Linked DNA regions of Mus musculus: region 1 is linked to region 2. A link is a loop called in an ENCODE intact Hi-C map of the cell type or tissue named here. Cell type or tissue: heart. All regions are shown on one strand. Links, peaks and the distances in the headings refer to the core of each region. The heading gives the core; the rest is flanking DNA.

Region 1 (6,365 bases), core at 565-5,564, 110 kb before region 2:
AGAAACCTTTGGACCATCAGGTAAGGATCAAGTGTTCAAACATAGGAGTCTACAGAGGGTATTTCACATTCAAATGACACCTTGATTTGATATGATATAATTCTTTAATTCAAAGCCATGAATCTCAATATTTTAGAAAGGTGGTTGGGAGGGGAAGGGAGAGAATCTACCCTTCTGTCTTGTCAAAACCCTGCCATTCCTCTTAGTACTGCTGCTCAGATGGCAGTTAGGATAGCTGATTAACACACACACACACACACACACACACACACAGAGAGAGAGAGAGAGAGAGAGAGAGAGAGAGAGAGAGAGACTTGTTATAAGTTGTAACTGTATGGACACAAAGAAAAATCTGCAGAAATTCATTGTTTGGACACACAATAAAATAATTCCTATTAAAACATACAAAATTAGACATGTTTCAAATGCTCAAGCCATGTGGTATCAAGGCTGGACACATCTAATGCTCAGCTTGAGAACCAGGGTCAGAGGATCTGGGCTTTAGGAAAAGCTCTGTAGCAACTGCAGACATCCTTCTGCTGGTCTTCTACACAAGAGAGAAAATGTGAATAGGAATAGGCAGTTTGTCCTTGGCACCAGGCAGTTCTCAGTTTCAGTTCTGACTTTGGTTCTGTCATATTTAGTGCGTGGCTTTCCTTGGTCAGGTAGTTTCACAGCTTCCACTTTCCATCCCATAGCTTTAACTTTCATTATCTGTAAAACGGAAGCAACATGGATGGGGGAGGGGGTGGAGAGGGGGGGTACAGAGGCAAGGAGAGCTCAATTGGCAAAGTGATTGTCTTGTATGCCTGAAGACTGGAGATTGGTCTTCCAAACCCACGTAAAATGTTGAATGTGGAGTGTACAATTATATTCACAAGACTGGGAATCTGGAAACAGAGGGATCTCTGGGACTCACCCACCAAACAACCTTTCCTTGTTAGCAAGCTCCAGATCCCAGTATGAGATGGTCTCAACAGTAAAGGTAGATGGCATCTAAGGAAAGACATGTGAGTTTGTTTTCTAGCCTTAACACACAGATACACACACATATACAAACACACACAGACACACACAGACAAACACAAACATACACAGATATACACACATACACACACATACACACACAGACACACACAGATGTGCACACATACTTATGCACCAGCACACATGTACACACAAAACAGAGGTAATAAAGCAGGCCTTCTTTGAAATACACCTAGTATGACAAATTCATAAGTGTTCAATAAATGCTATTACTTTAAAATTAATAAATATTGTAAGTAGTTGAATGTAGTGGTACACACCCATAATTCTAGCATTTGTGGAGATGAGAAATGATTATTTTGAGTTCAAGACCATTTTGGATTGCATTCTCTCTCTCTCCATATATATGTATGCATATATATATATATATATATATATACATATATACAGTGTGTCTACATATATAAGTACATCTATTTACATATTAATATATAGCATTATGTGTATAATTATATTAAATAGTTTAATGGCATTTAGAATGCCTTTCTTTCTCAATCTATTCGTAGACCCAGAAGGTTAAAAAAAAACTATAAAAGTTTCTAATGTTGGGAGCCAATGAAGTCCTGAGTAAATAAATGTGTTTTGCTAACATGAGCATGGCCATGTCAAGAACCCAGTGTCTCAGACCCATGGGACTAGTAAGGCCTTCCTTCCCTGGGTCAGGATCAGAGGGAATAACAACGTTTTCCTCTTGTCCCAATTTAGATGTTATGAATGACTGATTTTTATCTAAAACCAGTGAACGCAGAAACTATCAACTACAGCTTTCTCCTCCCAAGTGACTGTAACTTGGAACTGCCCCCCTAAGAGACCTCTTACTGAGATTAGCTACATTTCTCCCCTTCCCTGCTGCATGCAGTAAACCTGCCTTTTAGCTCTGGTAATTGGACTGAGTTTCTGGATTACTGGTACATCCCCATCAGTTGCATGGCACACCCAATCCCAGAGTTTCTCTATATAGGTCCGTGTCTAACCTTCCTTCAGTCCCTTGTAGCCCCAAGCAGGATCAATCCCTAAGCTATGCAGGTCAAGGCATTCTATTTATGGCTACACATTTGTCTTTTACTCATTTCCCTTAAATGATGGGCAGTATCTTTACCCAAATAGCTAAATCAACCGGTTCCCTTCCTGATCTGCCTCCAAGCAAGAACACTCTGCAGGAGGAGGGAAACTGCACATTTCTCAGTGTTGTTTCCCAAATGAGCAGTGTCAGATGCAGAATCCACCTTTCTGATGATGACCTTGCCCAGTGAAAATTAAAGACTCATTCATCTAGAGACAGCCAAATGTAAAACTACACTTGTAAAATAACACCTGCCAAGTTACTGCCCTTCAGCGACTTGGCAAACAGTAAGCGGATGAACTCAGAACACTTAGGGATTCAGGCTTTCAGAAGCCATCATCCAAGGTGGTACATGGATCTTTCTGAAAGGAACTTCCTGCTGGATTTCTTTGCTGTGGTTTCCTTCCCACGCACCTGAAGCTCATGAAAGCAAAGAGTACATCTATCATGCAAAGTGGGACTTGTCTGAAATAACTGGAATGAAACCAAAGTTGAATGCTAGGAATGCTCACCACAGATACTGAGCATGGACCCAGGAGATGACTCATTAATATCTGGCACTGGCTCACAGAGGGTCAGAGACAAATCTCATACTCACAGCCTCTGTGCCAAGTCCTGATTGCAGGGTGTTCACTGACAGCCTTCAGCAGCCTCACCAATCTGACTGGAGCCAAAGGTTCCAGCCAGCAAGGTCAGTATGTCCTTCCCTATGTTGCTTTGTCAAGACTCAGAGTGAAGATGACTGGAAATGCTTAGCTAATTGAAAAAAATTCTTTTTATGAGTGTCTGTGGAGGGGGTGGGTCATGTCTGTGTATGGGTGACCTGTTCTATGTGTTTGTGTGTGTATGTGATTGTCAACTTTGGCTGTTGCCTCTATTTTTCTAGACAAGGCCTAGACATCACCAAGTAAGCTGAGCTGGCTGACCCAGGGATCCTACTGTGTTCACCTACTCAGCATTGGGGTTACAGCTGTGTACCTTATGTCTGTTTTTTGTTTGTTTATTTTTACAAGAGTTCTAGGGGGTTTGAACCCAGGTCCTCATGCTTGTATGGTAAGCACTTTAATGACTAAGTCTGCTCTACAGTCTCACTTAGCTCGTATTTAGTGATCTTCTCCTTAAACTATATATACCTTGTATTTCCTATACGATATATAGGGCCCTGGAAACACAGAGCAGAGGTCTCAATCTCCTATCCATCCTTGAAAACATTCTGATCTTCACCATCTATGGTGCCATCTCTAGCCCCATGTCAACTTGACCCAAGCTGGAGTTATCACAGAGAAAGGAGCCTCCCTTGAGGAAATGCCTCCATGATATCCAGCTGTATAGCATTTTCTCAATTAGTGATCAAGGCAGGGAGGGCCCAGCCCTTTGTGGGTGGTGCCACTCCTGGGCTGGTGGTCCTGGGTTCTATAAGAAAGCAGGCTGAAAACTTTATATGCCCCAGTACAGGGGAACGACAGGGCCAAGAAGTGGGAGTGGGTGGGTAGGGGAGCAGCATGGGGAGAGGGTATAGGGGACTTTTGGGATAGCATTTGAAATGTAAATGAAGAAAATATCTAATAAAAAAATTAAAAAAAAAGATATAAAGCAGGCTGAGCACGCCAGAGGAAGCAAGCCAGTAAGCTGCACCCCTCCACAGCCTCTGTATCAGCTCTTGCCTCCAGGTTCTCACCCTGTGTGAAGTCCTGTCCTGACTTCCTATGGTGATGAACAAACAACAGTGTGGAAGTATAAGCTTAATAAAACCTTTCCTCCCCAACTTGCTTCTTGGTCATGATGTTTTGTGCAGGAATAGAAACCCTGACTAAGACCCCTCATCATAGCCTGACAACTTTGTTGAAAGAAATATGTTCATCTACCTCAAGGCCCAGTGGGTTGGTTTTTTTTCTTTCTTCTTTTTCCCCAATGTATAAACTTCAAATGATAATTGTCTTGGTTTAGTTTTTGTTTTGTTTTGCCTCTGAGATAAGATCTTACTCTGTATCCCTAGCTGGGCTGGAACTCACTATATAGAAGGAAGCAGCCTGAAACTCACAGATAACTGCTTGCCTCTGCCTCAGAGTCCTAGGACTAAAGTCACAGGCCACCACACCCAGCCCCAATGCTGTTTGTTCTTTAAAAGAACAAAAATGACTTCTTTGTCTAGCTGTCAAGATGACAGATAACCTGGTTGTGCCAGGAATGCTTCACATACTCTCTGACAGGGGCTTGATCCTCTAAATGTTCCTTCCAAACTCCCAGGTGCGTAGAACTCTGCCTTAGTAGTTCTTGTCTCTTCTGCCATTGGCAGTGTTGATAGTATTTGAAATCTCTTAAGGAATCTATATAAAGTTCCCGTTTATTCCTAAAGTTGAATTTTTGTTTCTTTTGGTCCCTGGAGTCTCTGAAATCAGGGCACATCCTATGGGCCCTTCCTGGCATCTTTCCCACTTCTAACTTAAGGAAGAGCTTTAGGACACCTTGGTATTGAGAGAATCCATTAAATAAAAGCCAGGAAAGGAGGAAGGAAAGCAATTGCCCTGGTTACCACAAGGGCTCTTGGATTGCTACTTTGTATCCCCTGTCTGTTCCTCTACTTCAAGACTAAGAAAGTTAAAAAGGTCATCTGAAATCACAAAACCTCTCCTGTTAGCAATCCATATTAACCCTTCACATGGTCATTCCACTTTACCTTCAGTTGTTTGGAAGCAAATCTGATTTTAAAAGCCCACTGCCCATCAAGGACAAGTAATAGCAGAGAGATGACAACCCATTATGAAACAGCTGACAAAGTAACTGGGGGAGAGAGCTGGGTCCTTGCTCAGAGTCCTGATCATGAAGCATGTGCCCTGAGCAGCCGATGTGTTTATGTATGAAGAAAAATCCAACTTTTGCCACCCAGGATCACTCCATGGAAAAATCACACCAACCGATCCCACCTCAGGTTAACATCGAGCCCTAGACCAGGGGATGAATCAAATTTTAAAACCTGAACATCTCCCCCAACAAGGGTAAATGTATCTGGGCAGCCTCCATGGAAAGACACGTACCTTCAGAACCTAACAGGTGCCTGTTAGGTGAAAGGGGAAACATATTCATTGCCATGATCAGGAACAGTAAGAAGACATGACATGAATGGACCAGGTCACTTTGCTCATATTGAAGGAGATGCTGCCTAAAAAAAAGGTCATGGGGCTTTTTCTCCTTCTCACTCCATTTTTCTTCCTGTGCTGCACACACACACACACACACACACACACACAATTTAACACACACAGAGGAAAGAGTGCAACTATCTCTAATTGTCCGAAAATGGCATAGTGTTTGTACTCCCCAGTGCCTCTTGGCCCAGGTGGAAATTGCTTTTCTGATTAGTATGTTCATGGTCTATTCTGTGGGTTGGACTTGTTTTTCTGATCATACCGAGATGAGCACTATTCAGGCTGCTGGATGCTGAAATGACAGAAGTCATCTTTTTACACAATTGCTCTGACCCAGCACAGGCTGGGGCAGTGGAGGAGAAGTAATAAGAGAGACAAGACCTAGAAGTCAAGAGGGGCACTGCTTCCCATTTTGAGGGTACTGCTTCCCATCTTGGGGTACTGCCTCCAGTCTTGGGGGTTCAGCTTCAGCAGCACTCTGGGAGCTGTACTGCTTTTGCTGCAGAATAATGTGGTCCCCACAATGCCTGTGCTGCCCACCTTGTCCCGTGAAGTACAGCCTAGCCCCAGAGGCACACATTGCACCCATGGGTCTGGGGTAAGCTCATCCTAAGGGTACTGTGGGTAATCTCAGCACTCTCTTGCCCAGGTATTTGCTATAAAATAAATGTTGTGGGGGGGGGGATGAGGTCCATTAAAAAGCATGGAACCCTCACTGTGACCATTCACTGACAGGATGTAGAATCATCTAGGAGACACACCTCTGGGTGTGTCTGTAAGGAGCTTTCTAGACCAGGTTAATTGGAGCAGGAAAGTCACCCCTAACCATAAGTGGCATCACTCTGAAGACTGAGTCCCAGACTGAATGGGGCAAGAAAAAAAGTGAACTGAGCCCCTGCATCTCCCTCTGCTTCCTGACCAGGTGTGAGCACCACATGACCAGCTGCCTTCCATACATACTTCACTAAACTCCCAAACTTAGCAAAAGTAAGCCTTTCCCCCTTCAGTTGCTTTTATCAGGGCAAAAATAAAAGTAACTAGCACATATGACACATTCACCCTTACAACAACCAAGACCACCAAAGAGGTCTGGGCTGCTCAAAACCCTG
Region 2 (6,365 bases), core at 886-5,885:
TGATGGATGATGGGGGGTTAGCAGGCTGTCAGAATGGGCACTTCACACTGGCAGTCACTGCTGCTTTTGGTTTTTTATAATATAACACATAATGTTTTATCATCAGTTACACTGTAGTGTGTAGCTTTTGCTACTATGCCTTAAGCTTTGGGAACAGGCTGCACTACCATCCCCCACCCAGATCCACTGAGGAAGCAACAACAACAACAACAACAACAACACACACACACACACACACACACACACATACACACACACACACACACACACACACACACACACACACACACCAGTTAATCTTAAAATGCCTTTGCTAACCTAATGACTGTGCACTGCTAAACTTCCCCTGCCACCCCAGACATAATTGAATAGAGTAGCCATTGGCCACTCAAACCAAAAATGTAGATGGCTTTATCTCCTGCAGCTACTACCTCCTTCTTCTTCCCCAGCTCCCTCAATTCTGCCAACTCTAAGGGTCCCGCCCTGTTCTTAGTCACTGGTCTCTTCTTCCTTTACTGATGGATCAAGAACCAATTGGTGAACAGGACCTTAGCATCAGCATCAACTCCTACAACACCCATTTTATGTCTCAACTGTAACTTAAATGAGTGGCTTTCTTTCATTCTTCAGCATGTGTGCCACCATGTGCGAGGTGACAATTGTCAGTGCTTGAAGAGTAAATGTGGTTAGTGATCTGTGACAGTTAATGAAGCATGAGAAAGTCTAGACTAGAGTTCTGGTCATCTGTCCCTTTTGTGCCCTTGGGATTTGTTTATTAATTTAAAAAGACTTGTCCCTAAGTGGCACATGAGTTGTAGGTAGGTTTAACTTATGGTCCTTTAAATGTTCATGGCATTTGTGACTTTCAATGTTTGTGGAAGCTAAAAATCTGGGTATCTTAAGACATGAGAAAGCACAACGGATTTATGAAGATACGGGATTCTAATATTTGTTTAAGGGGAAATGAGGGCTAGAGAAGTAGCTGAGTAGATTCTTGTCCAGCATGCATAAAGCCCCTACTAAAGCTTAGTGATGAATATCTGTGTGGGAAGGCAGAGGTCAGAGGATCTGGAGTTCAAGATCATCCTCAGCCATACAGTGAGTTTGAGGCTAGTTGGGGTGAAGGAGAAAGGAGAGGAAAGGACACCAGGCTTAGCTCTTCACTGTCTTGTCTGAAGCACACAAAACAACTCGCTATGGGGACTGGGGCACTTACTATCCTTCCAGCCAGCACTCACCAAAACTGTGGCTATTTTGACTTAGTCAAATAAAGCAGCCAGAGGGTAATTCTGTATCTAAATCAACTGGGACCATTTGACATCAGCAGAGGTGAAGCCCCCCAATGCACAGCCTTCCCAGGAGTCTTCCATAGGGCAGTGAGTATAGAGACGTGCAGATCCCTCTGACTGAGGAACACACACCCTCAGGATTCCCATCAGGGGTGATCTAATCCCAGTCTCTTTATTTTATAGATGCAGACATCAAGTCCCAGGAAATTAAACTCATTTGCCAAGGACTGTTTAGTTGCAAAGATGTCTTTATCTTTATCTGAAATTAATCTTTCTGTTTATATTTGCTTTCATAGAGAGACAATAAAATTCACATAATAATGATATCATTTTGTCTGTTTTCCAAGCAAGCTTATGTAAAGAAAAAAAATCACAACTAACTTTTGGGAATTAAAAACATTAATAATAATGAAACTATTTTCCTATAAAACTGGGAGTATAGTTATTTCCAAAGTCCTATTAGGAAAATTATTAGTGCTTCTTTCTCTCACTAGAATTCCCCAAACAAATTTCTTTGATATTTTACTCATTATTTTTATAATTAGGCATAAAGTGATTCAGACTTTATCCATAATTTAGCAGATCCTTGTGGTTATTTCCAAATAAGATTAGTATTTCTGCACATTACAGATAAGCAGTCAGCCACATGTGATATAACATCCTTTTTCAAATAATTAGGTTTACAATGTGACATGAGCAATTCCTCACTATTAGAAGATGATAAAATTAATAAGAAACAGAAAATTCTGCTGTCAGTGAATTGAAGCTAAAGGAGGGTACATGTAACATCGTGGTGTCCCCATCAGGAGGCAGACATCCCTCTAACACATAATTTTAACCTGTTAGTTGAGAGTGGCCAGTGCCTAATACTTCCTTTTGAAAAAAAATTTAAAAAGCCCACATTGTCAGACTCTGAGTCTAAGATGTTATCTTTTTATGAGTGTTCTATGAGCATGTGTCACCTTTTCAGTGAGGCACACAGAGGCAAAGGACTACCTTCTCACCCTGTCAGGAACTTCAGACAGTGACTGGAGGTTCTAACTATTCCCCGGGAAGTTGTATTGTTACTGGCTACATGGGGAATAACTACATACTAAGATAAAGGAGAATTCTTTAAGTTCCAAACACTTGACCTTAACGTTCTGTTGATTAAGAACCACTATTGGATCTCCAAGAGCACTCAAGTGGGTATTTGTTCAGAGAAATTTAAAAGCAAAGGTGCCAGGAAAGAGGAATCTAAAAACAGAATTGGAACTCTGAGATGCCAGAAGAGAGTAAACCTTGTAATTCAGTATGGTAGGCCAGTGCTTCCAGACTTATTGCATCCAGAGTCAAGGTCATCTTTCTGAAGAGCATCAGAGGGGAGGTGTGGGTTAAAATGGTGCATTTGCCCTATTTGGGCTGTTACCAAATTTCCAATGAATGGAAACCCAACCTAGGACTTCTACTTCCTGACTTACAGAGACACTGGACTATTGGACATATTGAACATTTGTGGTAAATGCTTGTTAATGGAATAGTCCTTACCCTGGAGTCTCTATGTCTAAGCTTCCCTCTTCCTTCTTTGGGCTTTCTAATCTGTATTCTTCAGACTTAGCATTCATCTGATGTACTTCCAGACCATTCTGCTATTTCAGATACTACCTTAGCAAAATTTCTAAGTGCTAAAGACTCTTAAAAAATACACTTAGAAGGGAGATTAGGTAAGAATCCTAAGTATGCTGCCAGCCCTGGGACACTTGCCTAGTGACCTAATTTCATGGGAATTTGCCAGGCCTACTCTGTGGAAGAATTCCAGGCCTATCCCTTCAGCCCCATGGCTTATTCAGCTGACAGTGCACACATCCAGGCTGTTCACATTGTTCTGACCTTCAGAGATTGTCTTTAATAGTGCTCTAGTTACTGCATAAATCCTAGTAAATGAAGAGACAGTCATGTTCATGGCTTATAAAATTCATACAACTACAAGCTCTTATGTCAAATGGTAAGAGTGTGTGTGTGCGTGTGTGTGCATGAATGTGTGCATGTACGTTTGCATGTACGTTTGTTTGCATACATGTGGTAGCCGGAGACCATCCCTGGGTATGATTCCTTTAGTGCTGCCAATCTCGGTCTGGAACACTACAAGTCGTCTAGGCTTCCTGGCAATCAGGCCACCGGGATCTACCTGTCTCTTCTTCTTAGCACCAAGGTTTCAAGCATATGTGACCAACATTTCAACATGGGTTCTGAAGATCATATTCAAGTCCTATGCTTGTAAGACAAACTCTTTACTGACAGCCGTCTTCCCAGCCCTCAGAATGATATGTCTTAGACTGAATTGAGACATGCACCCTTTTCTCATTATTCTAGACTTCTGTCACAAGCATGCTGAATACTTTCAGGAGCTTCTGTGAATGAATTATCTGTTATCAAGATTGTTCTATGAAAGACAAATTTCTTGTTGCCCACATGCTTCTTTGTGTAATTCTTTTTTCTCTCCTAGCTCTTTCTGAAGCCAGATCTGAAGTTATTTTAGACATCACTGCCAATTGGACATGGTTTTATATTGATCCAACATTCTCTTCAGAAAACTACCACAAAAGCATTGTGTGTTGGTCATTCAGAACTGCACTTTTAATTCTCTTCTATACACAGGCTTATGACCTTTCCAGAACAGTCGTACCTGGCTCTCTTCTCCCATCTGGAAATGTTACAATGGCCTCTGGTCATGTCCACCATATGTTTTTAGATAAGGTATCTCACTTAAGTTCATTAACTTAAGACTTTATAACCCTATACAGCCTGCTCGGGGCACTAATGAAAAGAAAGAAAACCTATGTTATTATCCCACTTTTTTTTTTCTTGATGTTGTTGGTTTTGGTTTTTGGTTTTTGATTTTTGCCAGGGCTGGGAGAACTGGAAGGATGCTCAGTTGGTAAAGTGCATGGTATGCCAGCATAATTACCTAATTTGAATCCCTAGCACCCACTAGAAGCTGGGCATAGTGGTGTGCACCTATAACACCTATAACCATACTGGTGGGGTGGGGCAGAGATAGGTTGATTCCCTAGAACTTGCTGATGAGCCAAACTAGGCAATTGGTAGCTCAAAAACTGAAAGTTTTTGTTTCTATTAAGAAAATGGTTAATACAAACCTCTGACACCATCCCATGTACACGCACACACATATATCTGTATATGCATGTACACACACAAATATGTACTCATGCATATATTACATGCAAATACATATACAGAAGAAATGTTAAGATAAAAAGGCTTTTTGAACTCTCATGCATTTATATATGTGGGATAGGGATGCGGTAAGACCAGAGGTAAACTTTGGATGTCTTACTCAATTGATGTCCACCATATGTTTTTAGATAAGGTATCTCACTGAGCTTACCCCAGGGATCTCCAGGCTTCCAACTTCCCAGCACAGGGATCATAGAGACTTATGGTCAGGCTTAGGTTTTTTATGTGGGTTCTGGGGAATCAAAGTCCAGGCCCCATGCTTTACAGACTGAGTTTCCCCCAGACCATGAACATTTATGTATCACTTATTATATAATATGGCACAATAATTCTAAAATATCCCATACTTACTTGAAACAAGCTAGGTTTTACCTCATTTTATTTATAAAATAAAATAGAAACATTTTGTTACCGTACCAAAAGTTGATGTAGCAAATTTTGTGACAAAGCCCTTTAGGTAATGATTTAAGAAAGTTTATTCCAGGTTAAAGATAGATAGATAGATAGATAGATAGATAGATAGATAGATAGATAGATGTAGATATACATGTAGGTATATCAGTGTGCTTTGTACCTTCTCTGTCCCTTCCTCTGTCCCTCCTATTTTCAAGCAACACATATCTGGTGGCTTTTTAAATAATTAGATTTTAATCAGAATGTCTGGTTGATGCAGTCAGAGTCCCACAAGCACCACAAGTTTCAAGGGGAGGGGAATGGTGACTTTGGAGAATTAGGTTCTGTGCTCATCACAGGTAACCTTCAATTCACTCAGGCCCTGTGAACACCCAGGGTGTGCTATGATTGAGATGGGTTCTCTGGCATCAGTGTCTGAGCCTGGTAGTCAGACATTGAATGGAGGTTAAAACAGGAGTGGGTCCAACTTTGAAGGAGACAGAGTTGTTTTACAAAATTAAGTTTTTGGCATTTTGATCTTTCCCAAGCTGGCTCCAAGTCCACTGAGTCATCTCTAATTTTTATATTGAAAGTCAAGATAAAGGGACCTTCAGAGTGAGAGAGGAGCAAGAAGATGAGGAGGAGACAGCTTAAAAATGAAAACGTATAAAAGCCTTTACAGTACAAACCCTTATATCATGTAGCTTTTATGACCACAAACAAACACAATCAACAATGTAAGCACGTATCTAAGAGCAAAGACAATCACCAAAGTGTGCTGCATAATAACACAATTTGAAAACATATATTCAACAGCAGAGAAACCTCAAAGCGATGGAGTGCACAGGAGGTCCCAAAATACTCTATGTAAAAGGACCAAACTTATTTGAAATAAGATTTTAAGAGGGGAGGAAGGATACAGAACAGCTTCTGTAACAAGATTCTGTGCTCACCTTTCTTTCTTCCTTCCTTTCTTCCTCTCTCTCTTCCTTCCTTCCTTCCTTCCTTCCTTTCTTTCTTTCTTTCTTTCTTTCTTTCTTTCTTTCTTTCTTTCTTCCTTTCTTCCTTTCTTCCTTTCTTCCTTCTCTCTCTCTCTCTCTTTCTTTCTTTCTTTCTTTCTTTCTTTTTTTGTTGATTAATTAGTGCCACTTATTAGTGAGGAGTCAGTGTGGTATTTCCATGAGATCAGCTTGTGTAACTTTTCAGCTATTCCTCATCCTTAAGTCTCTTCCAAACTTCCTATTGTCACTATTCTGCATTCAGGTTCATGTTTTCAGCGTCCATCCCATATTCAGCTGAGTGTATAGTGCCCATCTATCTCTCAGGCTTATTTCATTTGACATAATAATCTTCACTTCCATCCATTTTCTGTAAATGCAGGATTCTGTCCTTTTCTATAGTTGGGTAATAGCCCACTGTGTCTGTATGCCATATTTTATGTATTCA

The links. A loop is a pair of places that touch in the nucleus more often than their neighbours do. Peaks named below come from ENCODE experiments on the same cell type or tissue, not always from the same donor. Only the 100,000 strongest peaks of a DNase experiment are listed, where the experiment ranks them.
Region 1: it touches region 2 in a loop (10-fold over the local background); 3 of 42 quality-filtered maps call a loop at or near these places.

Annotation. Positions count from the first base shown.
Region 1 is chr8:128,110,675-128,117,039 of GRCm38, forward strand. No RefSeq gene overlaps it. Among named protein-coding and RNA genes, the nearest start is that of Mir21c, 160 kb to the right of the region's middle. In heart, for the core only: no CTCF peak of the experiment used is centred there; a DNase peak (open chromatin) is centred at 2,717; H3K27ac peaks cover 2,037 bases.
Region 2 is chr8:128,216,685-128,223,049 of GRCm38, forward strand. All of the region lies in intron 1 of A930035F09Rik (a long non-coding RNA gene), which reads right to left. Among named protein-coding and RNA genes, the nearest start is that of Mir21c, 58 kb to the right of the region's middle. In heart, for the core only: no CTCF peak of the experiment used is centred there; a DNase peak (open chromatin) is centred at 3,057; H3K27ac peaks cover 1,943 bases.